Regions from separate parts of the Homo sapiens genome. Here all the other regions are linked to region 7. A link is a loop called in an ENCODE intact Hi-C map of the cell type or tissue named here. Cell type or tissue: endothelial cell of umbilical vein. All regions are shown on one strand.

Evidence for each region. A loop is a pair of places that touch in the nucleus more often than their neighbours do. Peaks named below come from ENCODE experiments on the same cell type or tissue, not always from the same donor. Only the 100,000 strongest peaks of a DNase experiment are listed, where the experiment ranks them.
Region 1: it touches region 7 in a loop (5-fold over the local background); 57 of 110 quality-filtered maps call a loop at or near these places.
Region 2: a loop joins it to region 7, with 11 times the contacts of the local background. A loop is called at or near these places in 107 of 110 quality-filtered maps.
Region 3: a loop joins it to region 7, with 17 times the contacts of the local background. A loop is called at or near these places in 107 of 110 quality-filtered maps.
Region 4: a loop joins it to region 7, with 3 times the contacts of the local background. A loop is called at or near these places in 2 of 110 quality-filtered maps.
Region 5: a loop joins it to region 7, with 10 times the contacts of the local background. A loop is called at or near these places in 7 of 110 quality-filtered maps.
Region 6: it touches region 7 in a loop (14-fold over the local background); 6 of 110 quality-filtered maps call a loop at or near these places.

The regions. Positions count from the first base shown.
Region 1 is chr17:77,245,639-77,249,638 of GRCh38, reverse strand. No RefSeq gene overlaps it. Among named protein-coding and RNA genes, the nearest start is that of LACAT1, 6.2 kb to the left of the region's middle. RefSeq lists an enhancer at 1,614-2,464 and a silencer at 2,350-2,525. In endothelial cell of umbilical vein, a CTCF peak has its summit at 2,406 (motif pointing right); a DNase peak (open chromatin) is centred at 2,458; H3K4me3 peaks cover 895 bases.
Region 2 is chr17:77,065,105-77,069,104 of GRCh38, reverse strand. No RefSeq gene overlaps it. Among named protein-coding and RNA genes, the nearest start is that of SNHG20, 22 kb to the left of the region's middle. RefSeq lists a silencer at 2,024-2,318. In endothelial cell of umbilical vein, a CTCF peak has its summit at 2,133 (motif pointing right); a DNase peak (open chromatin) is centred at 2,144; H3K27me3 peaks cover 254 bases.
Region 3 is chr17:77,054,230-77,058,229 of GRCh38, reverse strand. No RefSeq gene overlaps it. Among named protein-coding and RNA genes, the nearest start is that of SNHG20, 32 kb to the left of the region's middle. RefSeq lists a silencer at 1,690-1,903. In endothelial cell of umbilical vein, a CTCF peak has its summit at 1,771 (motif pointing right); no DNase peak of the experiment used is centred here.
Region 4 is chr17:76,791,752-76,795,751 of GRCh38, reverse strand. It overlaps a transcript of MFSD11 not described here. Among named protein-coding and RNA genes, the nearest start is that of LINC02080, 5.3 kb to the left of the region's middle. In endothelial cell of umbilical vein, a CTCF peak has its summit at 1,780 (motif pointing left); no DNase peak of the experiment used is centred here.
Region 5 is chr17:77,009,491-77,013,490 of GRCh38, reverse strand. No RefSeq gene overlaps it. Among named protein-coding and RNA genes, the nearest start is that of SNHG20, 77 kb to the left of the region's middle. In endothelial cell of umbilical vein, a CTCF peak has its summit at 2,106 (motif pointing left); a DNase peak (open chromatin) is centred at 2,130.
Region 6 is chr17:76,938,899-76,942,898 of GRCh38, reverse strand. MGAT5B (alpha-1,6-mannosylglycoprotein 6-beta-N-acetylglucosaminyltransferase B) reads right to left here. Exons shown (of 18, transcript NM_001199172.2): 14 at 2,351-2,497; 15 at 2,051-2,167. Among named protein-coding and RNA genes, the nearest start is that of MGAT5B, 72 kb to the right of the region's middle. RefSeq lists an enhancer at 1,809-2,367. In endothelial cell of umbilical vein, CTCF peaks have their summits at 1,778 and 1,991 (motif pointing right); no DNase peak of the experiment used is centred here.
Region 7 is chr17:76,865,883-76,869,882 of GRCh38, reverse strand. MGAT5B (alpha-1,6-mannosylglycoprotein 6-beta-N-acetylglucosaminyltransferase B) reads right to left here and starts at 1,479. Exons shown (of 18, transcript NM_001199172.2): 1 at 786-1,479. The coding sequence starts at 853. RefSeq lists a silencer at 1,335-1,644 and an enhancer at 1,982-2,276. In endothelial cell of umbilical vein, a CTCF peak has its summit at 1,550 (motif pointing left); a DNase peak (open chromatin) is centred at 1,492; H3K27ac peaks cover 298 bases.

The DNA.
Region 1 (4,000 bases), 380 kb before region 7:
GGCCCCCCAAAATGGGGAGAGGGCTGTCTGGGCTCAGAAAGCTGGGACACGCAAAGGCGCTGAGGGGAAGAGGACATGGCCCATCAGGGCACTGTCAGTGTGGCCAGACAGAGCAGGCAAGGCGGGGGAGACCCTGGGAGACAGAGCCAGACCCAGAACGAGGGGCCCCTTCCCAGACTCTGAAGGAGTTTGGGCTTGATCCTAAGACAATTCAGAGCCAATGAAGAGTTTCAAGATGACAAGGTCTCATCTGTGTTTTGGGAAGACCCTTCCAACTGTTGGAGGAGGGCTGCTCCTAGATGCAGGGGGGCCAGGAGGGAGGGACCCAGTGGGCCATTTGGGAGAGGTGGACGCTGGACAGGGCAGGGGCGGCAGGCAGAGAAGAGGAGTCCACAGCTCCTGGGCGAAGATCGCCAGGATTTGAAGATGAGATCTGGAAACGACGGCCCGGGGACATCCAAGCTGAGCCTGGGCCAGTGGGTAAATAAGCGGTCATTCACTGAGTAGGGAACATGAAGGAACAGATGGAGATGCTTTGTGTTGCCTTTGGTGGGGACAGAGCAAAAATACAATGATGGCATTTCCATCTGGGAGATGGCGCATCAGGGGCCAGGAGGCACGTCTTAGCCGGGACATGGAGGTGACCTAATTGACATGTGGCTGTGGCTGCAATCGGGGATTTGGGAGAAACGCCACTGAGATGAATCAGAGGAGAAGGGCCAGAGACCAGGTCCTGGACGTGGGGATGTCCACATTTAAGGGGAAAACAGAAAAAGAAGGGTTGGGGAGAAGTCAAAGAGCCGGGAAGAAATCCAGGCGAGAACTGCACTCGTAACCAAGGGACAGAAGGTTTAGAGAGTGACATGCCAGGGAGAGCTGCAGCTCGCTGGGTTGGCAGAAGGGGCAGATGGTGAGTAGGGGGAGGTCATGGAGGAGGGATGAGGTGGAGGGGCAGGGAGTTCACGAGAGAGAGGAGGTGGACCTGGGAGAGGAGACAACTCCTTGGTTTTAGAGCAAAGAACCTTGAGTTAACATATTTACGCCAGGAGAGAGAATGTCTAGGCTTGAAGGGGGAGGTGAGGGCTGATGGCACAAGGCTTCCAGCAGAGGATGGACAGCTCGGCCTGGAATAGAGAGTGAGACACAGTTTCCACGGAGGTGGAGAAGGGGACACAGTCCCTCGTCTGTGATTAGATGCCAACGGAATCCAGGCACAAGGGAAAGAGGGGCAGCACCTGCCCTCTGGAGGCTTCCAGTCTAGCGGAAGCTGATGGGTGGGAGGCAGGTGCAGAAAGATGGGGATCAGGCCTGGGAAGCAGTGCAGGAGCCAGGAACACCCAGCCCTCTTCCTGTCCCTGGGGTGCCCAGCACCAGGGAGCATGAGTGGTGACCAGAGGTGCAGGTGGGTCCCCCCTGGTTAGTGGGAGAGTGGGGGAGGGCAGATGGAGTGGGGAGTCTTGAGTGACAAGCCAGCGCCCCTGGCACCCATCTCTGAGCATGGCAGACATGGTCCTGCCTCCACGGTGCTCCAGGTCCAGCTCAGCATCTTCCTTGGAGGGGCACCCCAGAGGGGCCCCCAGCCACATCCTGTAAAATATGGGCTTCTGATGACTCTCTGACCTGGCTCTTCCTCCATAGCTCTCAGCCCCCTTGGAAATCAATTTTAAAATGTGCACTTAAAGGTTTGGTTCACTACAAAGGGCAGGTGAACAAGACAGACACAAATGATCCTTGGGAGCCCACGTCAAGGGGTAGGAGGCAGACAAGTGAACAGACTGTGATGATCCAGCCCGCAGAGGGCCGGTAGGCCCACATATAGCAGGAGCGCCCACCCTCACATGGAGGGGGAGGGAGGGCTTCCTGGAGGAGGCGACATCTAATGCTACCCAAAGGGTAAGTAGCAGCTCATGAGTTAGGCAGGTGAAAAAATCTTCAGGCAGAGAGAACCACAGGTGACACAAGCCAGCATGCCTGGGTTCCAATCCCAGGCCCTCCCCACCCCGACCCCCGGCGGTGGGACTTCTCTGTGTCTCAGTTTCCCGCTCTTTAAGAGGGAGCCAGAACAGCACCAACTCCATAGGTCTGAGAGGACCACACACTTGGAAGACGGCCCTGCGCCTAGTGTGGCCGCCACTCTGAGAGCGCCCGTCACCATCGCCCGGAGGAGGAGGGAGGTCGCTGTCGCCAAGAGCCCGAGGACCAGAGCCGGCGGTCAGACCCTTCTCCACGCCCTCCAGGCTCTCGGCCTCGGTCCTCAGAGGGCAACGGCAGTGGGCCCTTCCTCCCAGAACTGCTAAAACATCGCCCTGCGGAAAGGGCCCCTCGCAGCCCAAGACGCCGGGGAAGCGCTGGAGGCGCCGAAGACTCGGTCGGGGGTCTCGGGCGCAGCCCCAGGACCTGCGGAACCCGGCCCGGTGCGCAGACGCGCACACTCCAGCAGGTGGCGCTGCCTCCCCTGGAACGAGTCGGCTCCCGCAGGCGGCGCCCGGGGCGGGAGGGAGGCAAAGGGAGGGACCGGAGAGCAGGGCGCCTCCCTCTGCCCCGCCGGCCCAGGCGTCCGATGCGGCCCCTGCGAGCCCCCTCCCCGGGAGTTCTCATTGCCTCCCCCTGCCCCCGCTCCCGGCCGCTCCGATGCCTGTGGCAACCGGGATCCCGCGCCCGCCTCACCTGGGTGCGGGGGTGCAGGGTGACCTTTCACGCCGGGCCAACGCCAGTACCCCCTTCTCAGCACACCTGGGTCCCCGAGCGGGCCAGGTGGTTCCGTGGGGGCGGCCGCCACCGGCACACCTGGGCTGGATCCCCGCACACCTGGGTCCGCCCGTGTCGGGCTCGGGTACAAGTCCTGGCCGTGACACCTGGACCCCTCCACAGCCCTGCGGCTCCTCACTTCCCCCCTGCAGGGGTGGTTAGAGGAGCCACTCTAATAAGATCTAATAAGATCCCTGCAGGGCTGGTTAGAGGAGCCACTCTAACGCACCTGGAAGGTAACCGGCCATTCACAGGAATAGGACACCTGTCCCCTTCGTGCTAAAGGACGTTGGGGACAAGCAGGCCCCATCCAAAACATGGGGAAAGTGACCACTGTCATCCCAGGGAAGAGGTAAGAGGGAGCACAGGACTTGGTAGGGGCAGCTGTCACGGGGATGAGATGGAGAAGAGTCATGGGACCACCTATAGCCCTGTGTCCCCAGAGCCACATGCCACAAACACACATACAAACATATACACATGTGCATAGGGACACACATTCACATGCTCATATGCACACATTCATACACACATATATGAACACACATGCATAGACATACATGCAAACACACGCTCATATGCACACATTCATATACACATATAAACACACATGCACATACACGCACATACACACACGCTCAATGCACACATTCATATGCACATATAAACACATGCACACATACATGCACACACATACATATACAATGCTCATATGCACACATATACACATATAAACACATACACACACGCTCATATGCACACATTCATATACACATAAACACATGCACAGACACACGCACATACACGCTCAATGCACACATTCATATGCACATATAAACACACATGCACACACATACATATACAATGCTCATATGCACACATACACATATAAACACACATGCACACACATACACCTGCTTATATGCACACGTTCATATACATGTATATAGACATGCACAGACATGCTCATGCACACATATACACATATGTACACATACACACGTGGACACATACGCACTTGCATAGACATACACATGCTCATATGCACACATACACGTAAACACGCACACACACATACGCATGCTCATATGCACACATTCATACACACATGTACACATACATGCACATACACATGGGCATACAGACACAGACACATGCTCATATGCACACATCCATACACACATATGTACACATACATGCACATACACGTGGACACATACATGCACACATATACACATACACATGTGTGCAC
Region 2 (4,000 bases), 200 kb before region 7:
AGACTGGGGAGGGGACAGCAGCCTTCCCTCTGGTACTGCTCATTCAGCACCAGATCCTCCAGACTGTGGGGCCCTGCTCTGGCTATCCCCAATGCCCTGGATGAATCCAACATCTTCCCCTGGCCAGCACATCCCTGACTGCCTGGCTGTTGTCTTCCCAGGGGCTCTGGAGCTAATCTGGTAAACATTTCCTTTACATATTTAAGGCTAACCACTTTACCCAAGACAGCCTGGCTTTCTAGAACATTCTTTCACACTCAGAATAATTGTCTGGACACTGGTCCCTCAGAGGCCAGTGTGAGAGCATCTTCTCCCGTATCCACTGCCCAAGAGGAGGTGCCACTCAGCTGAGGGGCTTGAGTGGTCTGTCTTTTAGGGCTGATTTGGGCTGAACAGTATCCTCCAAAAGATATGTTCAAGTCCTAATCGCTGGTACCTGTAAATGTGACTTACTTGGTAAAAGGGTCTTTGCAGCTGTAATGAAGATGATGTAGGCTGGGCACAGTGGCTCACGCCTGTAATCCCAGCACTTTGGGAGGCCAAGGTGGTCAGATCACTTGAGGTCAGGAGTTCCAGACTAGCCTGGCCACATGGTAAAACCCCATCTCTACCAAAAATATAAAAAATTAGCTGGATGTGGTGGCGCAAGCCTGTAATCCCAGCTACTCAGGAGGCTGAAGCAGGAGAATCGCTTGAACCTGGGAGGCGGAGGTTGCAGTGAGCTGAGATCATACCACTACACTCCAGCCTGGGCAACAGAGTGAGACTTTGTTTCAAAAAAAAAAAAAAAGAAAGAAAGAAAGAAAGAAAAAGATGATGTAAAAGGCAAATACATCTTGGGACCCTGAAATCACTAAGCCAAAGGCTGGGAACTGCAAAGATTTAAAAAAAAAAAAAAAAAAAAAAAAGCTACACACCTCTCTCACAATTTTCCCACACGAAAATTCGGTAGACAAAGGACAAACAGAACTCAAAGTCACCCTCTGCTCACCTGAGGCAAACGCATATCTGCTTCCTTGCCGCCATCGTTTCACTGAGCCAGGCTGGACGCTGGTATAAGTGACCATTCCGTTACACTACTCTCACAGGTAAATGGTGTATGCAGTAATCAGGTGGCTAATCAGAGGCTAAAAGAATGCAACTGTTTCTCTCTTATCTGCCTATAATCAGGAAGCCCCTTGCTTCAAGTTGTCCCACCTTTCCAGATCGAATCAACATACATCTTACACATATTGATTGATGTCTCATGTCTTCCTAAAATGTGTAAAACCAAGCTGTGCCCCAGCCACCTTGGGCACATGCTGTCAGGACCCCCTGAGGCTGTGTCACGGGTGCGTCCTTAACCTTGGCAAAATAAACTTTCCAAATTGATTGAGATGTCTCTCAGGTACTTCTGGGTTCACAACGAGGTCATGCTAAAGGTGGGCCCTAAATCTAACAAATAGTGTTTGGTTTTTTTGTTTTGTTTTTTTGAGACGGAGTCTCTGTTGCCCAGGCTGGAGTGCAGTGACGCGATCTCAGCTCACTGCAAACTCCACCTCCCAGGTTCAAGCGATTCTCCTGCCTCAGCCTCCTGAGTAGCTGGGATTACAGGCGTGCACCACCACGTCCAGCTAATTTTTGTATTTTTAGTAGAGACGGGGTTTCACCATGTTGGCCAGCCTTGTCTTGAACTCCTGACCTCAAGGGCTCTGCCTGCCTCGGTCTCCCAAAGTGCTGGGATTACAGGTGTGAGCCATCATGCCCGCCGGACCTAAAAGATGCTTTAGTTAATCTGTTTCGGATTGGGAGGGCCTGGAAGAAAAAGAGCTAGCTATGTTAATAGAGATTCTTTACAGATGCAAATTTTCCCCCACAAAGGACAGCTTTGCAGGGCCATTTCAAGATATGGCAAAGAAACATGTTTTGGGGTAAAGTATTTTGATTTTCTTCCTTGTCTCGTAATGTTATGCCAGAGTCAGGTTGGAAAGTAAATCACAATATATAGGGTTAAATAAAACCCATCTGATGAGAATTTTTGATTTATAGGTCATGACTCCCAGACCCCTTAGGAATTTGGGCAAGATACAAAAATCAGTTTAGTTCTCACCAGAGAACTTGAATCCCAGCAGGAGTCTGGGAGCCACTAGATGGCAGTCAAGACTGAGGCTGGACCAAGTCTAAACCAGCGGCAATGGCCACATGCCCATGGTGGGCAGAGGCAGGGCGGCCCCCTTGGGAGGGGAAAGGGAGGACGCCGCAGCCAGCTGTGTCTGTGAGGGACAAGGCAGGGGCAAAAGTCACTATTCAGGGAGGATGGAGGTTTGAAAGCCCAGGAGCTTTCACGTGAAGAAGAAACCAAGTTCAGAAATGTTCAGAGGCTTACCTGATGTCACAAATCAGTGTCTTGGACACAGAGCCCAAAACTGGCCCTGGGTCTGGTTTGCCCACCATGTACAAGAGAAATTCATCTTAGCTGGCTCTGACTTAGAAAGAGGAAGAAGGTGCCCTTGGGGAGGCCACCTGGGCTCTCCATTTTGAAGCAGGCAGCTGTCCAGAACTGCAGCTCTTCCCCACAGGGGCTACCTGGCCAGAGGCTGCTGGGTCAGGCAGTGCTCACCTGTCAGGTCAAGGAGGCCCAGGGAGGTGTGTGGGGAGCCACAGCAGCAGGTTGCAGTGGGTCCCTGGGGTGGGTGGGATGCTTATGGGTCAGATTAGGGACCTGTGTGTCCCTTCCACGGGCAGCTTTCTGCACAGCCTTCCCTCTCCATAAGTGCAGAAAGAGATCGAGGCCTCCTGGTCACTTGGAGCAGTGTTCTTTATTCAGACAGGATCCTTCTGGGTTAGTTCATCCAGATTTTTGGAAACTTTGGGAGAAGCATCCATTGTCATTTATGTGCAAGTCTGGCCACATCTAGTTTCCCTGAGCCAAAATTGCAGCCACCTTGTAAGATGCTTCACAGGCTCTTGGTACCTGATGTTGACAGCGATAAAAAGGCAAAGGGGAAGGTTAGTGAAGACTTTTTAGTTCTTAAAAAAAAACCCATAATGATGAGTAACATTTATCAATCGCAAATGATGGGCCAAGCATTTTGCGTGCATTGCCCAATTTAGTTCTCACAACCACCCTTGAGATAACAAACAAAATGAAGAAGAAACCAAGTTCAGAAAGGCTCAGAAACTTGCATGATGTCACGAATCAGAGCCTTGGAGTCAGGGCTGAAGCAGGACCTGGGCCTGGTTAGCCCACCCTGTACAAGAAATGCCCTCCAGCTGTGCAAAAGCCAAACCTTAGGACAAGAGAAGGGGAGCTAAAATTGTCGTGAGAAAGAGTTTAGAGGAAGCAATGAAACTTTAGGGATACAAAAATTGCACAAGCTCCCATTTCACTTTTCCCCAAATATTAATATCTTTCGGAACCTTAGGAAAGATTATGGGCTGGGCGCAATGGCTTACACCTGTAATCCCAGCACTTCAGGACGTCGAGGCAGGCAAATCACTTGAGGTCGGAAGTTCAATACCAGCCTGGCCAACATGGCAAAACCACATCTCTACTAAAAATACAAACATGAGCCAGGCGTGCTGGCAGGTACCTGTAATCTCAGCTACTCTGGAGGCTGAGGCAGAAGAATCGCTTGAGCCCGGGAGGCAGAGGTTGCAGTGAGCTGAGATTGTGCCATTGCACTCCAGCCTGGGCGACAAGAGCGAGACTCCATCTTGGAAAAAAAAAAAAAAAAGATTATGGGCTGGGCGTGGTGGCTCACGCCTATAATCTCAGCACTTTGGGAGGCTGAGGAGGGCAGATTGCTTGAGCCCAGGAGTTTGTGACCAACCTGTGCAACATGGCGAGACCCCATCTCTACAAAAAATATAAAAATTAGCTGGGTGTGGTGACGCGTGCCTGTGGTCCCAGCTACATGGGAGGCTGAAGCAGGAAGATTGCTTGAGCCTGGGAGGCCACAGTGAACTGTGATCACACCCCTGCACTCCAGCCTGGGGGACAGAGCAAGACCTTGTCTCA
Region 3 (4,000 bases), 190 kb before region 7:
GACAGTACATTCCGAAGACAGAATACAAAGCAGCCATTAAGAGTATTTCCCAAGACAAATGACCTTGGGCCATGAGAAAAGGCAGAACGCAGAAGTGTACTGTGCGGCACCATCACTATTTTGTTAAAAAATCCATATGCATAGATGAAGAACTGGCAGGGAATGCATGATAGAACTGTGGGTTTTATTTTCCTTCCTTGTAATTTTGTGTTTTACCAGTTTTCCACATTGAAAATGTTGGGAGGATTCAATAAGTTAATGTGTCTGAAAGATTTAGAACAGGGCTTGCCACATGGGACATGCTATACAGACGTTGGCTCTCACTATAATGATTTCTGTTTATCATTGGAAAAATTTTAAAGACAAATGATCTTCTTTCTTTCTGTCCTTCCTCTGCCTCTGAGAGGACAAAGAGAGTTTGACAGGAGCTGGTTCCACAAATTGTAGGGTCACACTTTCTGTCCCTGGTGCCTGCTCTGGATGGGGTGAGAACTGCCCCCCCGCCCCCCCAACCGCCCACCACCACACAAGATCCTCACCCAATCTTTTTATTTTTATTTTTAAAAATTTATTTATTTTAAACATGGAGTCTTGCTCTGTCGCCCAGGCTGGAGTCCAGTGGCATGATCTTGGCTCACTGCAACCTCTGCCTCCTGGGTTCAAGCGATTCTCCTGCCTCAGCCTCCCAAGTAGCTGAGATTATAGACATGGGCCACCACACCCAGCTAATTTTTGTATTTTTAGTAGAGACAGAGTTTTGCCATGTTGGCCAGGCTGGTCTCAAACTCCTAACCTCAGGTGATCTGCCCATCTCGGCCTCCAAGAGTGCTGGGATTACAGGCGTGAGCCACCGCGCCCACCATTTTTTTTTTTTTTTTTTTTTTTTTTTGAGATGGAGTCTCGCTCTGTCGCCCAGGCTGGAGTGCATTGGCGCGATCTCGGCTCACTGCAAGCTCCATCTCCCGGGTTCACACCATTCTCCTGCCTCAGCCTCCCGAGTAGCTGGGACTACAGGCGCCTGCCACCACGCCCGGCTAATTTTTTGTATTTGTAGTAGAGATGGGGTTTCACCGTGTTGGCCAGGATGGTCTCTATCTCCTCACCTCGTGATCCGCCCGCCTCAGCCTGCCAAAGTGCTGGGATTACAGGAGTGAGCCACCGCACCTGGCCCCCAGCTTTTATTTTGATTTTTGAGACAGGGTCTTGCGCTATCACCCAAGCTGGAGTGCAGTGGCACAACCCTGGCTCCTTGCAGCCTCGACCTCCCGCCTCTGCCTCCTGAGTAGCTGGGACTACAGGTACATGCCACCAAGTCCAGCTATTTTTTTTTTTTTTTGGTAGAGATGGGGTCTCATTATGTTGCCCAGGCTGGTCTCAAACTCCTGGGTTTAAGTAATCCTCCTGCTTCAGGCTCCCAAAGTGCTGGGATTACAGGCGTGAGCCACCATGCCCAGCTTATCCCCACCCAATCTAAACAATCTGTAAAGAGGGCTCTGAAGTGTTCCCAGAGAATTGCTGCTGCAACAGGTATAGCCGGATCCAGAGTGAGCCCTGAGGATGGCATTAGTCCCAGGGAGGTATTGTGTTTCCAGGTATCCAAGGGCTCAGCTCGGTGAAAAGCATCCAAGTGCAGGTTTCTTCCCTCAACACCCGGGACTCCGGGGGGAGGAAGATCAGTAGGGACAGAAGCGGGTGAACATCTGCCCCCGCCTCCCATCCCGCCTTTCAGGTGTTGGGAAGGCACCTGGACCCCAGGTGTCCCAGACACTGTGCCTGCGCGGCTTCGCCACGAGGGGGCGCTCCCGGCACCGCGAGGAGCTCCTTCGTGGGCCTGAAAAAGAAGGAAAATGATGTTCTCATAGCGAGGGCAGGGAGGCATCCCTGACACCGGGTAGTGCCAACAGGGCTGAAGACAAGGATGAGGAGCGCGCTTGGAACAATTTTCCTGTGCCTGGGCTCGCAATAGGCCTTGGGGGAGCTGGGGAGGCCTGGCGCCTTCTGCAGACAACATTTGCTCTCCCTGCTGGAGCCCCGGCTTGGGCTGCTGAGGGCGCGGGAAGGCAGGACGCAGAGACCTGGGGTGTCCCTGCCAGCTCCCCGGCCCGGCTTTCCGGGGGCTCCCTGAAGGCAGCCAGCGAGGGGCGGGCAGGCTGCGCTTGTAGGGTTCACAGGAAAGCGTGGGGCCCGGGGTACCCGCTGGGAATGGAGGCCTGTGGGCTGGGGCTCCGGGGGCTTCCTGCGGGAGACCAAAGAGTGTGACGGGAGGGCTCGGGCCTGAGTGTGAGTGTGCACCAGCCCGTGTGACTGCGTGTGCGGCCGGGAACGCGGTGTGTTCTGAGCAGCCACGGAAGGCCTTGATCGTGCGGGGGAAATGTTTCTGCCCTGGGCTTTCTGAGGCAAAACAATCTCATCCCTGCTCTCAGACACTAGGGCCCACGCCCAGAGCTTGTGAGCACACATGCACGCACACACACAGACACGCAGGGAGACAGACACACGCAGAGAGCCATGTGTATACTTGCACACACAGACACGTGCACACACACAGATGCACAGACATATACATGTGCACTGGCAGACAGAAGCACAGACACATGTGCACACGTGCATAGACACACATACATGGATGCATGTGTGCACACATACACATAAACACACACGCAGACACAGACATGCATAGGCACACATGTACACACATACCCACACACACAAAGCACACAGATGCACACACAGGTACACACACATGCACACAGGTGCATGTAGACACACACACTCAAATACACATAGATGAGAGCATACAGACGCATGCACACGTGTGCACACATGCCTCTCTACTGGTTAGAGATAATGTGACAAGATACTCCAGGATTCACAAAAAAATGCAGATGGTGGCACGAGCCAGACTCCCAGGCGCCTGCTTACCTGCAGTCACCTCCACCAAGTGGTGACTGAGGCAGCCAGCCAGTGATCTACCGGCTGACAGGAAGGGCCCTCAGGCTAACTGCTCCTGAGTGGGGCCAGCTGTGCTTTTCAGGAGGCTGGGCAAAGGCAGGGAGGCCAGTCCCTGAGAGGCCTGGGCTGGGCCAGGCTGAGTGTGCTGGAGATTCTGGCACAGCCGAGGGCAATCCAGGCGGCCACGGGGGAGGTGGTGGAGAGGGAGGCTGCCCCGCTCCTCCTGCTGGCCTGCAGAGCTATGGCCCTGGCCTGGCTCTGCTCTGTGACCTCTCGACCTTGGAAAGAGAGCTGCGAGTTGTCTGTTTCCACCCTGGGTGCTGTGGGTGGCCCGGCTTGGAGGACAGTCTCCTCTGCGTCCATCCAGAGCTCCCACTCACCTGCTTCCCTGGGAGTTTCCCAGCCGCGTCCCCTCTGCTCTCCAGCCCCTGAGAGTCCCTAGCACTGCCCCTCTCCCAGGCTCTGTCTGTGTGTTCACACACACCACCTACCCCAGAGTCCTCCTTCTCCTCTCTCAGTCTCCCCAGCCTCTGAACATGGCTGTCATCTATCCCAGTGGTTTGTACTTTTTTCCCTCACAAAATTTGCCCTATCTTCTCTCTTTCTCCCTATCTCACGTGGGGAAGGCCTTCTGGAAGGAATCGCACCATTCCTCTCCTAGTCCATCGGGAGAGGGTGAACGTGGATTTGACAGATCACGATTTCCCCTGCACATCCTGCGGGAAGGAAGCCCCAGCATGCTCTGCAGGAACGAAGCCCCTGCAGGTTCTGACTCCAGGATGGAGCTGGGATCCTAGGGCAGGGAGAGAGTGGAGGAAGCGAAGGCAGAGAGAGAGAAAAAGAACTAGGGGGTTGTTGGTAGAAAGGAAAGGTGGCCAGAGAGGAGGGCCTCCTAGTCGGATGTGGATTCGAGGGGCATGACAGATGAGTGCTGGGGAAGTGAAGTAACACCTGGGCAGGCCCAGGGCAAAACCCCCTCCCTATCTCCACACCACTCTGTCCCAGATGCTGCAAAGGTAACCAGGGCATCAAATGCAAGCCTGACTCC
Region 4 (4,000 bases), 74 kb after region 7:
AACCCGGGAGGTGGAGCTTGCAGTGAGCTGATCTGGTAGGAAATTAGAAAGCACCACCATTTTCTGAATGGAGAAATTTAATCAAAATTACAACATCCCTCATCTTCCACTGATTGTCAACATCATGAAAGATGTGTAGTCATCCCAGTCATCCCTCAGATACCAAAACCTGCAGATGCTCAAGTCCTTGATATAAAATAGCATAGTATTTGCATATAACCTACACACATCTTCCTGCATACTTTATAATTTTTTTTTTTTGGGAGATGGAGTCTCGTTCTGTCACCCAGGCTGGAGTACAGTGGTGCAATCTCAGCTCACTGCAACCTCCATCTCCCAGGTTCAAGCAATTCTCCTGACTCAGCCTCCCAAGTAGTTGGGATTACAGGCTCACGCCACCACGTCTGGCTAATTTTTTTTTTTTTTTTTTTTGGTAGAAACAGGTTTTCGCCATGTTGGCCAGGCTGGTCTCGAACTCCTGACCTTGGGTGATCCGCCCGCCTCAGCCTCCCAAAGTGCTGGGATTACAGGCATGAGCCCGTAATTACTACAATTCTAGATTACTTACAATACCTAATACAATGTAAATGCTATGTAAATAGTTGTTATACACCATTGTTTAGGGACTCATAAGAAAAAAAGTCTGCACATGTTCAGTACAGATACAATTTTTTTCCCCATATTTTCGATCCATGGTTGTTTGAACCTACAATACAAAATGGTTATGGAGGACTGACTGTGGTTAAGAGTACATTTTCGGCTGGGTGTGGTGGCTCATGCCTGTAATCCCATCACTTTTGAAGGCCGAGGCAGGTGGATCACGAGGTCAGGAGCTCGAGACCAGCCTGGCCAGGATGGTGAAACCCCGTCTCTACTAAAAATACAAAAAAAATTAGCTGGGCATGGTGACGGGCACCTGTAATCCCAGCTACTTGGGAGACTGAGGCAGGAGAATCGCTTGAACCTGGGAGGTGGAAGTTGCAGTGAGCCCAGATCACACCACTGCACTCCAGCCTGAGTGACAGAGTGACACTCCATCTCAAAACAAAAAAAAAAAAAAAAAAAAAAAAAAGAGTACATCTTCTTCAGATTTTTTTTTTTTTTTTTTTTGAGACAGAGTTTTGCTCTGTCGCCAAGGTTGAAGTGCAATGGCATGATCTTGGCTCACTGCAACCTCTGCTTACCAGGTTCAAGTGATTCTCCTGCCTCAGCCTCCTAAATAGCTGGGATTACAGGTGCCTGCCACCACGCCTGGCTAATTTTTTTTTTTTCTTTGAGACGGAGTCTCGCTCTTTCACCCAGGCTGGAGTGCAGTGGCGTGATCTAGGCTCACTGCAACCTCCACCTCCTGGGTTCAAGCAATTCTCCTGCCTCAGTCTTCTGAGTGGCTGGGATTACAGGTGCGCTCCACCACGCCCGGCTAATTTTTTAGTAGAGACGGGGTTTCACCATGTTGGCCAGGCTGGTCTCGAACTCCTGACCTCAGGTAATCCACCCACCTCAGCCTCCCAAAGTGCTGGGATTACAGGTGTGAGCCACCACACCCAGCCCAGATGAGATTTTTAAAAATCCATCTCTCCTTGTATTAGCTTGCTACTGCTGCTATAGCAAATTATCACATTGAGTGGCTTAAAGGCAACACAATTTTATTATCTTACACTTCTGGAGGTCAGAAGTGCAAGACGGGTCTCCTGGGGCTAAAAGTAAGGTGTCAGCAAGGCTGCTGCATTGTTCCTGGAGGCTCTAGGGGAGAAACTGTTCCTTTGCCTCTTCCACCTCCTAGTGGCCACCTAGATTCTATGGCTTGTGGTCCCTTCCACTGTCTTCAATGCCAGCAACAGCAGACTGAATCTTTGTCCCAATGCATCACTTTGACTCTGACCCTGACCCTCCTGCCTCCATCTTCTGTTGTGGGAAGTCAGGGACCCCGAATGGAGGGACCGGCTGAAGCCATGGCAGAAGAACACGGATTGTGAAGATTTCATGGACATTTATTAGATCCCCAAATTAACACTTTTATAATTTCTTATGCCTGTCTTTACTGCAATCTCTGAACATAAATTGTGAAGATTTCATGGACACTTATCACTTCCCCAATCAATACCCTTGTGATTTCCTATGCCTGTCTTTACTTTAATCTCAATCCTGTCATCTCGTAAACTGAGGAGGATGTATGTCGCCTCAGGACCCCGTGATGATTGCGTTAACTGCACAAATTGTAGAGCATGTGTGTTTGAACAATATGAAATCTGGGCACCTTGAAAAAAGAACAGGATAACAGCAATGTTCAGGGAACAAGACAGATAACCTTAAACTCTGACCGCTGGTGAGCCGGGCGGAACAGAGCCATATTTCTCTTTTTTCAAAAGCAAATGGGAGAAATATTGCTGAATTATTTTTCTCAGCAAGGAACAGCCCTGAAAGAGAATGCGGCCCTGAGGGTAGGCCTCTAAAATGGCCCCCTTGGGTGTGGCCATCTTCTATGGTCGAAACTGTAGGGATGAAATAAGCCCCAGTCTCCCATAGTGCTCCCAGGCTTATTAGGACGAGGAAATTCCCGCCTAATAAATTTTTGATCAGACTGGTTGTCTGCTCTCAAACCCTGTCTCCTGATAAGATGTTATCAATGACAATGCGTGCCCGAAACTTCATTAGCAATTTTAATTTCGCCCATCCTGTGATCTCGCCCTGCCTCCATTTGCCTTGTGATATTCTATTACCTTGTGAAGCATGTGATCTCTTTGACCCACACCCTATTCATACACTCCCTCCCCTTTGAAAATCACTAATAAAAACTTGCTGGTTTTGCAGCTTGTGGGACATCAAGGAACCTACCGACATGTGATGTCTCCCCCAGATGCCCAGCTTTAAAATTTCTCTCTTTTGTACTCTGTCCCTTTATTTCTCAACCCGGCGGATGCTTAGGGAAAATAGAAAAGAACCTACATGACTATTGGGGGCAGGTTCCCTGATAATCTTCCACTTTAAGGACCTGACATTATATTGGGCCCATTCAGCTAATTCCAGATAATCTCCCCATCTCAAGGTGAGCTGATTAGCAGCCTTAATTGCACCTGCAACCTCAATTCCCCGTTACCATGGAACTAACATATTCACAGGTTCCAGCAATCAGGACATGGACAAATTTAGGCGGGTCCTTATCTGCACTTACCTGCTCTGCCATCTTGGATATGTTACTTGATCTCTCTGTGCCTTGGTTTTCTCATCTATAAAATGGGGATAATGGTTTCTAGTTGATAATTACTTGTAACATGCTTTAAAGAGAGCCCGGAAAAAAAAAAAAGAAAGAAAAGAAAAATAAAAGAACGCCTACACCGGGTGCAGTGGCTCATGCCTGTAATCCTAACACTTTGGGAGGCTGAGATGGGTGGATCACTTGAAGTCAGGAGCTCGAGACCAGCCTGGACAACATAGTGAAACCCCCTCTCTACTAAAAATACAAAAATTAGCTGGATGTGGTGATGCAGACCTGTAATCCCAGCTACTCAAGAGGCTGAGGCAGGAGAATTGCTTGAACCCTAGAGGCAGAGGTTGCAGTGAGCCAAGATAGTGCCACTGCACTCCTGCCTGGGCAATATAGTGAGACTCTGTCTCAAAAAAAAAAAAGGGTGCCTGGTATGTAGGTAAGCACTCAATATATATTAGTGATGTCTCTAGCAGAGAAAATTCGCTTTGGAAGGTCAGGCCGTGGAGGGCACCATGGCACTGTATGAAATGTGCTGGGCTCATCTAGCATATTAAGGATTCAGTGTTGAATAGACGTGAGTGCCCTGCACTGGGCTATTCTTCTTTCACTGGTTTCAATGGTTTCTGATCCAGAAAGGGATAAAATGAAAGAGTTGATCTCTCGGGGCGGGGGGGAACACAAAGAAAAAAGAAAAAAAAAAAACAAGCAAAAAACCAAAACCAGCTGTATAGCAAACCCAAAGCGCTTCATTCTGCAAAATAATGGGACAGGCCAAAATGGTTCCTAAGTCAA
Region 5 (4,000 bases), 140 kb before region 7:
CTCCTGAGTAGCTGGGATTGCAGGCACCCGCCACCACGCCCAGCTAATTTTTGTATTTTTAGTAGAGATGGGGTTTCACCATGTTGGCCAGACTCATCTCAAACTCCTGACCTCAGGTGATCTGCCTGCTTCAGCCTTCCAAAGTGCTGGGATTACAGGAGCGAGCCACCACGCCCGGCCTGTAATGAGTGTTTTAAATTATTCTTTTTCGCAATTTCTAAAAAATGGAGACAGGGTCTCGCTGTGTTGCCCAGGCTTGTCTGAAACTCCTGGCCTCAAGTGATCCTCCTGCCTTGGCCTCCCAAAGCAACTGTGTCCAGCCTCATTATTCTTATCGCCTTTAGCTGTATCCCACGCGAGGGTACGCCATTCTTTCACTGCCATTTACTTCTAAATGTTTGATACTTGTATTATGATTTATCTTTTGGATTATTTAGAAGTATGCTTTTTAGCTTCCAAGTATTTGAGATTTCTCATTTTATTATTTAGCATCAGAAGAGGCAGTCTGTATATCAGTTCTCTGGTGTTTATTGAAATTTCTTTTGTAGCCTAATATCTAATTGTTTTCAGTGTCAGGCGTGTGTTTGAAAAGAATATTTAGTTCCGAAGGGTGCAGCAGTTCATGCCTATAATCTCAACACTGGGAGGCCGAGGCTGGAGGACTGCTTGAGCCCAGGAGTTTGAGACCAGCCTGGGCAACATAGCAAAACTTTGTCTCTATAAAATAAAATAAAACAGCCGGGTGTGGTAGCACATGCCTATGGTTCCAGCTACTCAGGAGGCTGAGTGGGGAGAATTGCTCGAGTCCAGGAGGTCGAGGCTGCAGTAAGCCATGATTGAGCCACTGCATTCCACCCTGGGTGACAGAGCAAGGCCCTGCTTAAAGAAAAAAAAAAAAAGAATATTTAGTTTCTATGTATGTCTAAATCAAGCTTGTTAGTTGTGTGGTTTAAATCTTCTATATTCCTACTAATTTAAGCTACAGTTTTGTAACAAAGATGTTAAAATTTTCCACTATAATTGCAAGGTGGTTTCTCCTTCAGTTTTGTTTCTATAGTTGAGACCAAATGGTTAGATGCGCAGAGGCTCAGGATTAGTACAGTTCTTGAAGAATTATTTATTTTATAATTGACTAGCAACTTGCTTTTTATCTTAATGACTCATTTGTCTGGTATTAATATTGCTATACCAGCTTTCTGTTGTATACATATTTCTTTCAACTTTTATTTTTAATCTTTCTGTGTTGTTCGGGTTTAGTTGTATCTTTAAACTTTTGATGGCCAGGTGTGGTGGCTCATACCCGTAATCCCAGCACTCTGGGAGGCCAAGGCAGGTGGATCACGAGGTCAGGAGTTCAAGACAAGCCTGGCCAACATGGTGAAACCCTGTCTCTACTAAAAATACGAAAATTAGCCGGGCATGGTGACACGCTCCTGTAGTCCCAGCTCCTCGGGAAGCTGAGGCAGGAGAATTGCTTGAACCCAGGAGGCAGAGGTTGCAGCGAGCCAAGATCGCACCATTGCACTTGAGCCTGGGTGACAAAATGAGACTCTGTTTCAAAAAAAAACAAAAAACAAAAAAACTTTTGGATAGATGGATTTTTTTTTCATTCTAGGAGTCTCAGTCAATTAATAGGCAAGTTTAATACATTTACTATTATTGTAATTACTCATATATTTGGACTTACTTCTGTTAACTTACCTATCAGTCTTTTCTCTAATTTTGTCCTCCCATCTTGCACGTTATTATTGGCTAGCTTTTTTTCTTTTCTTTTTTTTCAAGACAGAGTTTCACTTTGTCACCCAAGCTGGAGTCCAGTGGTGCGATCTCGGCTCACTGCATCCTCAACTTCCCAGGCTCCAGTGATCTTCCCACCTCAGTCCCCCAAGTAGCTGAGATTACAGGCATGTGCCACCACACATGGCTAATTTTAATATGTTTAATAGAGACAAGACCTTGCCATGTTGCCCAGGCTGGTCTTGAACTCCTGGACTCAAGTGATTTGCCCATTATTGGCTAATATTTTATTTTTACTTTTTTTCTTCCAGTTTTGTAGTCAATTATCACATTTTATTCGTCCCCTGAATCTTGATGTTGTAATGAGGCTATACTGCCCCCATGTGGTACGGACTGCCCAGGAACTTTATTCTGAACTAGTAGTCTGCAAACTTGCTGTAAAGGGCCAGTTAGTAAATATTTTAGACTTTGAGGGTCTATAGTCTTTTTTCTTTTTCTTTTCTTCTTTTTTCTTTTTGTAGAGATGAACCCTCACTATGTTGCCTAGGCTGGTTTCAAACTCCTGAGTTCAAGTGATCCTCCTGCCTCAGCCTCCCAAAGTGCTTGGATTACAGGCATAAGCCACCATACCCGGCCAATTTCACTTTGTTTTTAATCTTCTGGGCTAATTGTCATGATCATTATTAATATTAGTATTATTTATAGCAATGCTTGTTAGGTTAACTATCATTTAAATTCTCCTGGATTTAATTTCCACTCCAAGGGAAGCAAACTTCTTAATAGTTCATTCAGTGAGGATCCATGAATGGTAAATTCTCTGCCTTTGTCTGAAAATGTCTCCATTTTAGCCCTCCCTTTTGGATGATAGTTTAGCTGGGCATATAATTCTAGGTTAACAGATACACTTCTTCAGTGCTTTGAAGATATTAAAGGCTTGTCTTCTGGCATCCATGGACAATGCTGAGAATTCTATTAATCAAAGTGTTATTTCTTTTTAGGCAAGTAGTTTTATCTCTTTGGTTTCTTTTTTTGTTTGTTTGTTTTGTTTTGTTTTTTCATTTGTTTATTTTTGAGATGGAGTCTTGCCTTCTCGCCCAGGCTAGAGTGCAGTGGTGTGATCTCAGCTCACTGCAACCTCCGCCTCCCACGTTCAAGCGATTCTCCTGCTTCAGCCTCCCGAGTAGCTGGGATTACAGGCACACGCCACCACACCCGGCTAATTTTTGTATTTTTAGTAGAGACAGTGTTTCACTATGTTGGCCAGGCTGGTCTTGAACTCCTGACCTCAGGTGATCTGCCAGCCTCAGCCTCCCAAAGTGCTGCGATTACAGGCGTGAACCACCACACCCAGCTGGTTTCTTCTAAGATCTCTATGTCTTTGATGTTCTCTAGTTTCTCCACAGTGTATCCAGATGTGTATTTACTTTTTATTTACCCTGTTTGGATAATGTGATACTTTGATGACTTGTTCCTTCAGTTATGGAAAAATCCTGTCATTTTGCATTTTGAATTTGCCTCTCCCCACCTCACGTTGTCTTTAATCTCTTCTAAATCTATAAAACACATGCTCAACCTACTCATTCTGTCTTCCACATTTCCTTATTGTGCTTTCATATTTTCATACTTTTCATCTCTTTATATCTCTGTGCTACATTTTAGATGATTTCCTTTTATTTATCTTCTATTTCTGTAATTCTCTCTTCGATGTGCTCTTCTCTGCTATTTATCTCAGAAATTTAATTTATAATTTCAATGAAAATATTTTTTACATCTAGATCTATTTGATTAGTTTCCAGGTCTGCTTACTCTATTTTCAAAATGTTTTTTCTTTATGATTTTGATTCCTTCTTTTTCTTCTCATGTCATTTTAAACACATTTCAAAGGCATGTCTGCCTTGTCACATGTGGAAAGAAAAAATATTCAGTTATTGGTGCGCCAATTCCCCTTTTGTTATGTTTGTTTATTTATGTATGTATTTATTTATTGAGTCAGGGTCTCACTCTGTCACCAAGGCTGGAGTATAGTGGTATAATCATAGCTCACTGCAGCCCCAAACCCCTGGGCTCAAGTGATCCTCCTACCTCAGCCTCCTGAATAGCTGAGACTACAGACACACACCACCATGTCAGACTAATTTTTTTTTTTTTTTTGTAGGGACAAGGTCTTGCTATGTTGCCCAAGCTGGTCTCAAACTCCTGATCTCAGACAATCCTCCTGCCTTGGCTTCCCAAAGTGCAGGGATTACAGGTGTGAGCCATCAGG
Region 6 (4,000 bases), 73 kb before region 7:
AGAAGTCTTAGAGGATTGGTTTGCAAGGGGAGGGGAGAGGGAGGAGAGCAGAGGGAGGTGGGTGGAGAAGTGGGAGAAGAAGCTGGAGGAGACTGTGGGGTGACAGGAGCCCCCTTGCCTACCTGTACGCCTTGTTGCCAGCTTCCCCGTGCAGGGGGCTGGGGTTGGTCAGTTTCCAGCAGTGAAATTAATCAGTTAACCCCCTTCACTCTTCTTTCCTATGCACTGAGGTCCCTACCTAAGGCCTCCTTCCTGGCACTGGTACTTCTAGCCCCATTTAAGCCTATAAGCTGGTACCAGTCAAATACCTGGCCCTCTTCCTAGGGCGTGGCCAAGGGGCCAAGTTCCTATTTATCTTTTTAAAATTTTTTTGAGATGGAGTCTCGCTCTGTCACCGAGGCTGGAGTGCAGTGGCATGATCTCGGCTCACTGTAACCTCCACCTCCCAGGTTCAAGCGATTCTCCTGCCTCAGCCTCTTGGTGGATCACAGTCGTGTGCCACCACGCCTGTCTAAATTTCTTTTTGTATTTTTAGTAGAGATGGGGTTTCACCATGTTGGCCAGGCTGCTCTCAAACTCCTGGCCTCAAGTGATCCGCCCGCTTCGGCCTCCCAAAGTGCAGGGATTACAGGTGTGAGCCCCTGCTCCTGGCCTCTAGTTGCTTTTGCTCTACAAGGCCTTGCCAGAACTTAAGCCACCAGCCCAGGACAGGGGACAACACTGCGTTGAGAGCTAGCAAGGGAGCTTTTTATCCCTCCCCACTCTGTCTAGGCCGGTGCTTTGCTAGGATCCAGCATTACAAGGTCACACAACCTCTCCCTGCAGCAGGGCCATCAGCGCCCCACCCTCCGTCACCGGTGACTCCACCTCAAGGCTGTCTCTGGCCTGCCGAGCCCATCTGTGTGCAGGCCAAAAGTGTCAGGAACTGGCATCCCAGGCACCACCCTCAGCCACAGATGGATGGGAAGAGGAGGATACCTACCCTAGCCTCTTTCTCCTCGGGCAGGACAGCTCTGGGATGTGACCTACCCCATCTTGCAGAGGCCCCCGTGGTGATGAGCTCCAGGTGCCACCTGCTGATACACACCCTGCCTCACCTGGCACCTCCGTGCCTGCTTCCTGGGGTTGCCTCCCAAATAAGCTACTGCTAAAATCCCTGTTTTCATGTTACTTCCTGGAGGAATCCAATCTCAGACAGTCCCTAACTTTGAGAAACCTGCCATGTTGGCCAGGCTGCTCTCAAACTCCTGGCCTCAAGTGAGCTGCCCGCCTCGGCCTCCCAAAGTGCTGGATTACAGGCGGGAGCCACCATTCCCGGCCTGGAGCAATTATTTTTGCTCAGCCTATCATCTGAGCTATAGCAAGAAGGGGATCCAGGAGAACCATAGTGAGAGGAGGCTCTCTCGTTCACCAGGTCTGAGCCTCCCCAGAATGAAGGAACCAGCCAAGCACAAGGCACGATCAAAAGCCACAAACATGTCCACTGCGGAGATGAGCATCAGGCACAAGCCCCTCCTCACTCTCACCCAGCCCACACATGTGCACCTACACACACCAGCACCCACGTTCGCTGGAGACCCAGGGTGTTCTGCCCCCTTGCTACTCGAAGCGTTGCCCCGCATTAACAGACGCTCTGTATGCACATTATATTTTGAAATGTGCTGTGTAAAGGCTGCAAAGCCACACCTGCAGCAGTTTCAAGAACCTCCACACATCCATCGTGAAAACATTCAGTTAGCACCTGGCCCTCAAAAGTGCTCCATAAACAATTTGAGATCCAGGGCTGCCATGTAAGGTTGTGCAGGTTGCTCACTGCACAAAGGCATTCCCCACACATCACACCTGAGTAGATGAATGGGATCCCCCATTCCATTCTCCAATCCACATGCCCTGGCTCAGGGCTGTGTCTGACCAGGGGAGGGATGGACACCTTTGCCAACCCAGGCCTGCAAGTCTGAACTCACCCAGAGGGGGGCACCGTTTTCTAATCAGAGTGAAGACCAGCAGTGTGGACTAGTGGGGGGTCTCAACTGTATGTGGCTGCTCTCACCTGAGTTCTCATAATGGCCTTGATGGCTGCTTCAAACTCCTCTGAGTTGTTGTAGTCGACTGTCCACACGTGGGGCTTGCCGATGAAGTTCTCCGCGTAGGGATGCTGGGAGAACACCTGGCAAGGGTACAGAGATTGCAGATGCCCCCCGTGCCTGCCAGTGGGACAGGGACAAAGAAAGGTACCCCATACACTTGTCCTATCTCCTTTTGCCCCACATCTCAGTCTGCCTCTTCCAGGACCTGCAGGGGTCTCTGTCCCGGCCCCTCCTGATCGGGGACCAGGATGCTTTCCACTCACCTCTCTGGAGGTGGGCTTGCCTCGGAAGAACTCGTGGTTGAGGGAGCTGTGGGGCGGGCTGAAGCGGGACTGCAGGAAGATGCAACCATTGGCGATGGCCTCCAGGGGGGCGGGGCCCTCGTAGGGGAAGCCAAACCCGATGAAGAGCTGCAGAGTCAAGGGGCGCAGTGATCAGGGAGGGCTGGGCCGCCACAGCCCAGTAAGCACCAGGATGCCGGGGACAAGGTGAGGCTTCGGGATATTCACAGGAGGCAGCTGGGCCTGGAGCGATTATTTTTGCTCAGCCTGTTATGTGAGCTATAACAGGGCTGGAAAAGCCAGCCCAGAACATCTTGTGCCACGGGCAAGCACTTCCCCTCTCTGGGCCTCAGTTTCCCCATTTGTGAAATAAGGGGGTCTAATTAGGTATTATCAATGGTCTCTTCTTGCTCTATCAGGCTATGATTTATGATTGTGGAGGGAGGAAGAAAAGAACAAGGGTTTCAGGCCAAGAAAGCTGCAGGCCCGCACCTGCAAGAGACCTCCAGGAACCTCACTCACTCATCCCAAAAACATTTATTCAGCATCTAACTTGTGTGAGGCTATTTACAACAGCAAAGACATGGAACCAACGGAGGTGCCCATTAACGGTGGCTTGGATAAAGAAAGTATGGTACATAGACACCATAAGATACTACGCAGACATAAAAAAAAACAAAATCATGTCCTTTTCAGCAATATGGATACAGCAGGAGGCCAATATCCTAAGTGAATTAAAGCTGGAACAGAAACCAAATACCGCATATTCTCACTTATAAGTGGGAGCTGAACATTGGGTACTTATGGGCATAAAGATGGCAACAACAGACACCTGGGGACTCCCAGAGTGGGGAGGAGGAAGGGGGTAAAGACGGAAGAATTAACTACTGGGTACTATCCTCACTACCTGGGTGACAAGATCCTTCATATCACAAACCTCAGCATTATGCAATATACCCAGGTACCAAGCCTGCATATGTACCCCTTAAACCTAAAATAAAAGTTGAAAAAAAATTTTGAGACGGAGTCTTGCTCTGTCACCAGGCTGGAGTGCGGTGGCACCATCTCATCTCACTGCAACCTCTGCCTCCCGGGTTCAAGCAATTCCCCTGTCTCACCCTCCTGAGTAGCCAGGACTACAGGCGCCCGCCACCACACCCAGCTGATTTTTTGTTTGTTTGTTTGTTTGTATTTTAGTAGAGACAGGGTTTCACCATGTTGGCCAGGATGGTCTCGATATCCTAACCTCGTGATCCGCCCACCTCGGCCTCCCAAAGTGTTGGGATTACAGGTGTGAGCCACCGCACCTGGCCAAAATTATTATTTTTTAAGTAACTTGTGCTAGGAGTGCACAGGGCTGGCCTCAAAGGCACTTAATAAATGATTCTGAATCCAGGGCTGTTCTGTGAGGTTGTTCAGGTTATTCACTGCATGCAAGCATCTCCACTGCCCCCAACACACACACACACACACACACACACACACACACACACACACACACCCCCAAGATGCCTTGGGAAACAAGCTATGGTGAGATCAAGAGAGGGCCTGGGGCCAGGTGCAGTGGCTCACATCTGTAATCCCAGCACTTTGAGAGGCCGAGGTGGTAGGATCGCTTAAGCCCAGGAGATT
Region 7 (4,000 bases):
GCCCTGGGGGCCCCTGGCTGGGTCCAGTGAGTCCCGCGCGGCCCCAGCCCTGCCTGGCCTGGGCCCCCAGGTGTTGGCCGCCCGAAGCGTGTCGCCTTCGCCACCGCCCGCCCACCACGCTCCGCCGCAGCCTCGGCTCCAGCCGCCCCGTAGCCCTGCAGCGCCGCCCCTGCCCCCGCCTCTCCGACGCCTGCGATCGGGGGCGAATCCTGGGATGAGCGAGTCCTCGCTCTAATCTCGGGACCCTCTCGTCGGAGCCAGGCCCGAGCCCCGCGGGGAGGAGAGCAGTGCCACCAAAGGCTGGGGAGAGGGTGGCACAGGCGGAGGGGTTGGGGGGTAGCCGACCTAGGGGCAGACGGGCGGGACGGGAGGGACCGGAGGGGGAGCTCCAAGGCGCCGCACACTAACTTTGCCACCCGGATGGGACCGTCCGCGGGGTGAGGAAGGACCCTGAGGGGCTGGGAAGGGGCGCGCAGGCTGGGGCAACTTTCTGGGCCCAGGACCACGACCTGGGGGTTTTCTGCCCCCATTCTTACCTCTGCACCCCGAGTCCTCTCCAACCCTGCCCAACTCGGGACAGGTCCCCGAATAACACAACCCTCCCCATCCGCACCCCGAACCCCAACGCCATCCGTTCCCCCAGCCCAGCCCCACTGGTCATCACCAGGGGTTGAAGTGTGAACCGCCCCCTCTGCCACCAGGACTTGAACGTTCGCAGGAACCGACCTCGCCCACCTCCACCCGGCGCCCCCCTGGGGAAAAAACCAACCAGGAGGGAACTTTACCGAAAGGGTCTCAGGGTGACCAGGCATCTTCTGACCATTATCTTCCCATCGGGGTTGACGGTGATCATTGTTCAAACTTGTTGGTGCGAGCAGCCGCGGGCGAGGCCGGACGCACCGTCCTGGGCCCAGCTCTCGCCGCGTCCGGGCCACGAACCCTCTGCGGGCCGAAGCCGCGTCCGAGCGAAGCTGGGAGCGCGCGGCCCGGTGGCCTCGCTGCTCAGGCCTGGGCGTGCAGCGGAGGGAGCGGCGCGGCTGCCGGAGGGCGGCGAGGGCGCCCGGCCGGGCCGTCTCTGCGTCTCCGCCCTCCCCGCTTCACATTTTGGGGACCGGGAGGCGGCGCGCCCCCAGACCGCCGGCCGCGCGTCTGCCTGCTCGGGCTCGCTCGCTGGGCGGGAAGGTGCCGCGGCGCGCAGACGGGCTCCCCGCGGCGGGCGCCCTCATCCCCGGCCCCGCGCCCTCGGTGCCGGCTAAAGGCGGCCCCGGGCCCGCGCCCCGGTCCCCAGCGCCTCCGGGCCGCGCCGATCCTCAGCCCCGCGCCGCGCCGCGCCCATGGCTCTCGACGAGGGCAACCCGCGCCCGCCGCGCGCTCTCTCGCCCGCTGGCTCCGCCGCCCGCGCTCTGGTGTCCGGCGTCCGGCCCCGCGCGACGCTACGCCCGGAGGCGCCGCATTGTTCCTCGGAGGAGGCGGCCGAGCGGCGCTGGGGCGGCCCGGGAGCTGCAGCTGCGCTTCCAAGGCGCGCCGGCGCCACCTCGTGGCCGCAGCCCCGCTGTGCGCCCTGCCCGGGGCCGTGCGGGGCTGGGACGCCGAGGACCAGCTTCGAGGACGGGCGGGCGGGGGTCCCTGCTCCTTCCCCTGAGCCAAGCAGCTTCCCAGGGCGCCACCAGCCCCGAGGGCCGAAAGCTGCTTTGGCTCCCGCAGAGCACAGAAGAGATGCGCACCCAGCGGAGACCCTTCTCTTCTGCCAGGTGCCTCCGTGGGCTTCCTCATCAGCCGCTTCCCACGATTTCGCTTGGCAACACATGCCTATCTTCTGCCCCTCCCTGGTCAGAAACTCCCGTGGCTCCTCTTTGCTTACTGATCTGAGTATAAACTCGGCCTGTGGTGCTGGGGCCCGCTCACAGAGCCAGGCGCAGGGGCGTACTGAGTTGTAGCCCCAGATCCTCCACTAGCCAGTGGGCGATCAAGTGTGCACGTCTCAGAGTCTCCATTATGAAATGATAGTGACCAGAAGCTCACCAAGGTCCCTTGCAACCCTAAAGCATGTAGGATCTCATGTCGTCTCTTAGCATCTAGGCGTCCTCCCCTCCCCCTCCTCGTACTTCCTGGCTCTGGAGATGTGTTTGCAGTTGCAGAGACAGAGACTCCTGGGAGCTCGCAGAGCCAGCCTGAAGAAAGCTCTCCGGCTTCAAAAGCACTTCCCGAGGTCATATCTGACCACCCCACCCTGGGAAGTGCCCAAAGCCTCAGTCATGTGTCAAATGACTCTGAGGGTCTTCCCAGCTCAGGCCACGATGCTGCAGCCTGGCTTATGCGAGGAGGAGACTTTATTTTCCTCCAGCTGGGCCTGGTCCCCTCCAATCCCCCATACCCAGGCCCCTTGCTGCCTGCCCTGCCCACCTCCCGGCCCCCTTCCTGGGCCATTACTCACTGGCCATGACTCACGCTCTCTGCTTTGCTGCTCCTTCTTCATCAAAATTTACCGGTGCTGAGTTCCATTATCTCACTGCCTTGCTCTCTGCTAATGTGAAAATGGGTGATAAATTGGTGTTAGCAGATATAATGTGTTACACAGGCTAGGTAACAAATTTGCATTGAACAAGGACATGCTGACCGTGCCTTTGTGCAGAAGAGTGATGAATGGTGGCCGGAAATTTGGGCATCGTGGCAGGCTGGCTAAGGAGATGTTGGAGGGCAGAGGTCTCTGCCAGGCCTGTAAATCACATCTCATGCCTGGGTGCCTACATCTGCCACAAATCCTGGCAATAAGCCATATCTACACTAAGGAATGAAATGGTCCTTCTGATTAGGTGTCTCTCTTCTGATTGGGGGTTCTTCTGATTGAGTAGGCTTAGGGGGTGGCATTTATATCTGGTTGCCATTTTAGGCCAAAGGGGAAGCCTCTTCCTCAGTGGTGGAGATGGGGTTCCCTAGAAGGCATGGCCACCTCTGGTGTGGGTCATCTGGGGAGGTGGCCTACCCTCCACAGAAGCCAGAATTTAGAAGGTAGGGGAAGGTACTCCCCTCTTCCCCTGGGCCACACACCCTTAGATCTGGACTTTGAAGTTGGAGCGGGAAAGCCTCTCTGCCATTTGACGGCTGGCTTGGGCCAGGGAGGGAAGCAAGCAGAGGACAGCCAGTGACTTTTTTTTTTTTTTTTTTTTTTTTTTGAGATGGAGTCTCGCTCTGTTTCCCAGGCTGGAGTACAGTGGCGCAATCTCGGCTCACTGCAAACTCCGCCTTTTGGGTTCAAGAGATTCTTCTGCCTCAGCCTCTTGAGTAGCTGGGATTACAGGCACGTGCCACGATACCTGTAATAAATGCCTATAAAAATGCAAAATTTTTGTATTTTTAGTAGAGACAGGTTTCGCCATGTTGGCCAGGCTGCTCTCAAACTCCTGACCTCAAGTGATCCGCTTGCCTCGGCCTCCCAAAGTGCTGGTATTACAGGCATGAGCCACTATGCTGGGCCAGCCAGTGGCATTTTGCAAGCCAGATTGTCCAGCTGCCTGTCCCTTTTGAAGTCTGTCCCCTTTTTTTGGCCTCTTGTCTGCAGTAAAGTTCAGTGTAAACAGTCCTGCTTGCTCTCCACTGTGCTGTAGGCATTAGGAGAAAAACTGTGAATCCCACATCATGCAGTCTTGGGTATAACCTCTTCATGCCTCAGTTTCCTCAACTATAAGTGGGGCTCCTTATAACCTGCTTCATAGAGCTGTTCTGAGGATTGAGCCGCTTAATGCAGGTAAGTAGCCCGTTGCCAGGACCTCCTGAGCCTTTCAAGCATGGTGGTTCTGATGGTTGTTACTGTCCGTCAGGAACAGATGCTGTTTGTGCCCAGTCCTGGTTCCCACTGCAGTCACCTCTGCAAGCTAAGAGGCAGATGACTGAGAACACCTTCAACTCTCTGCCTGAGGACTTTTTTTTAATGGCTGTGGGAATATGCTAGAACACAAAAGGGCAAGAAGAAAGGACCCTGGACAAAGGATCAACACCCTGG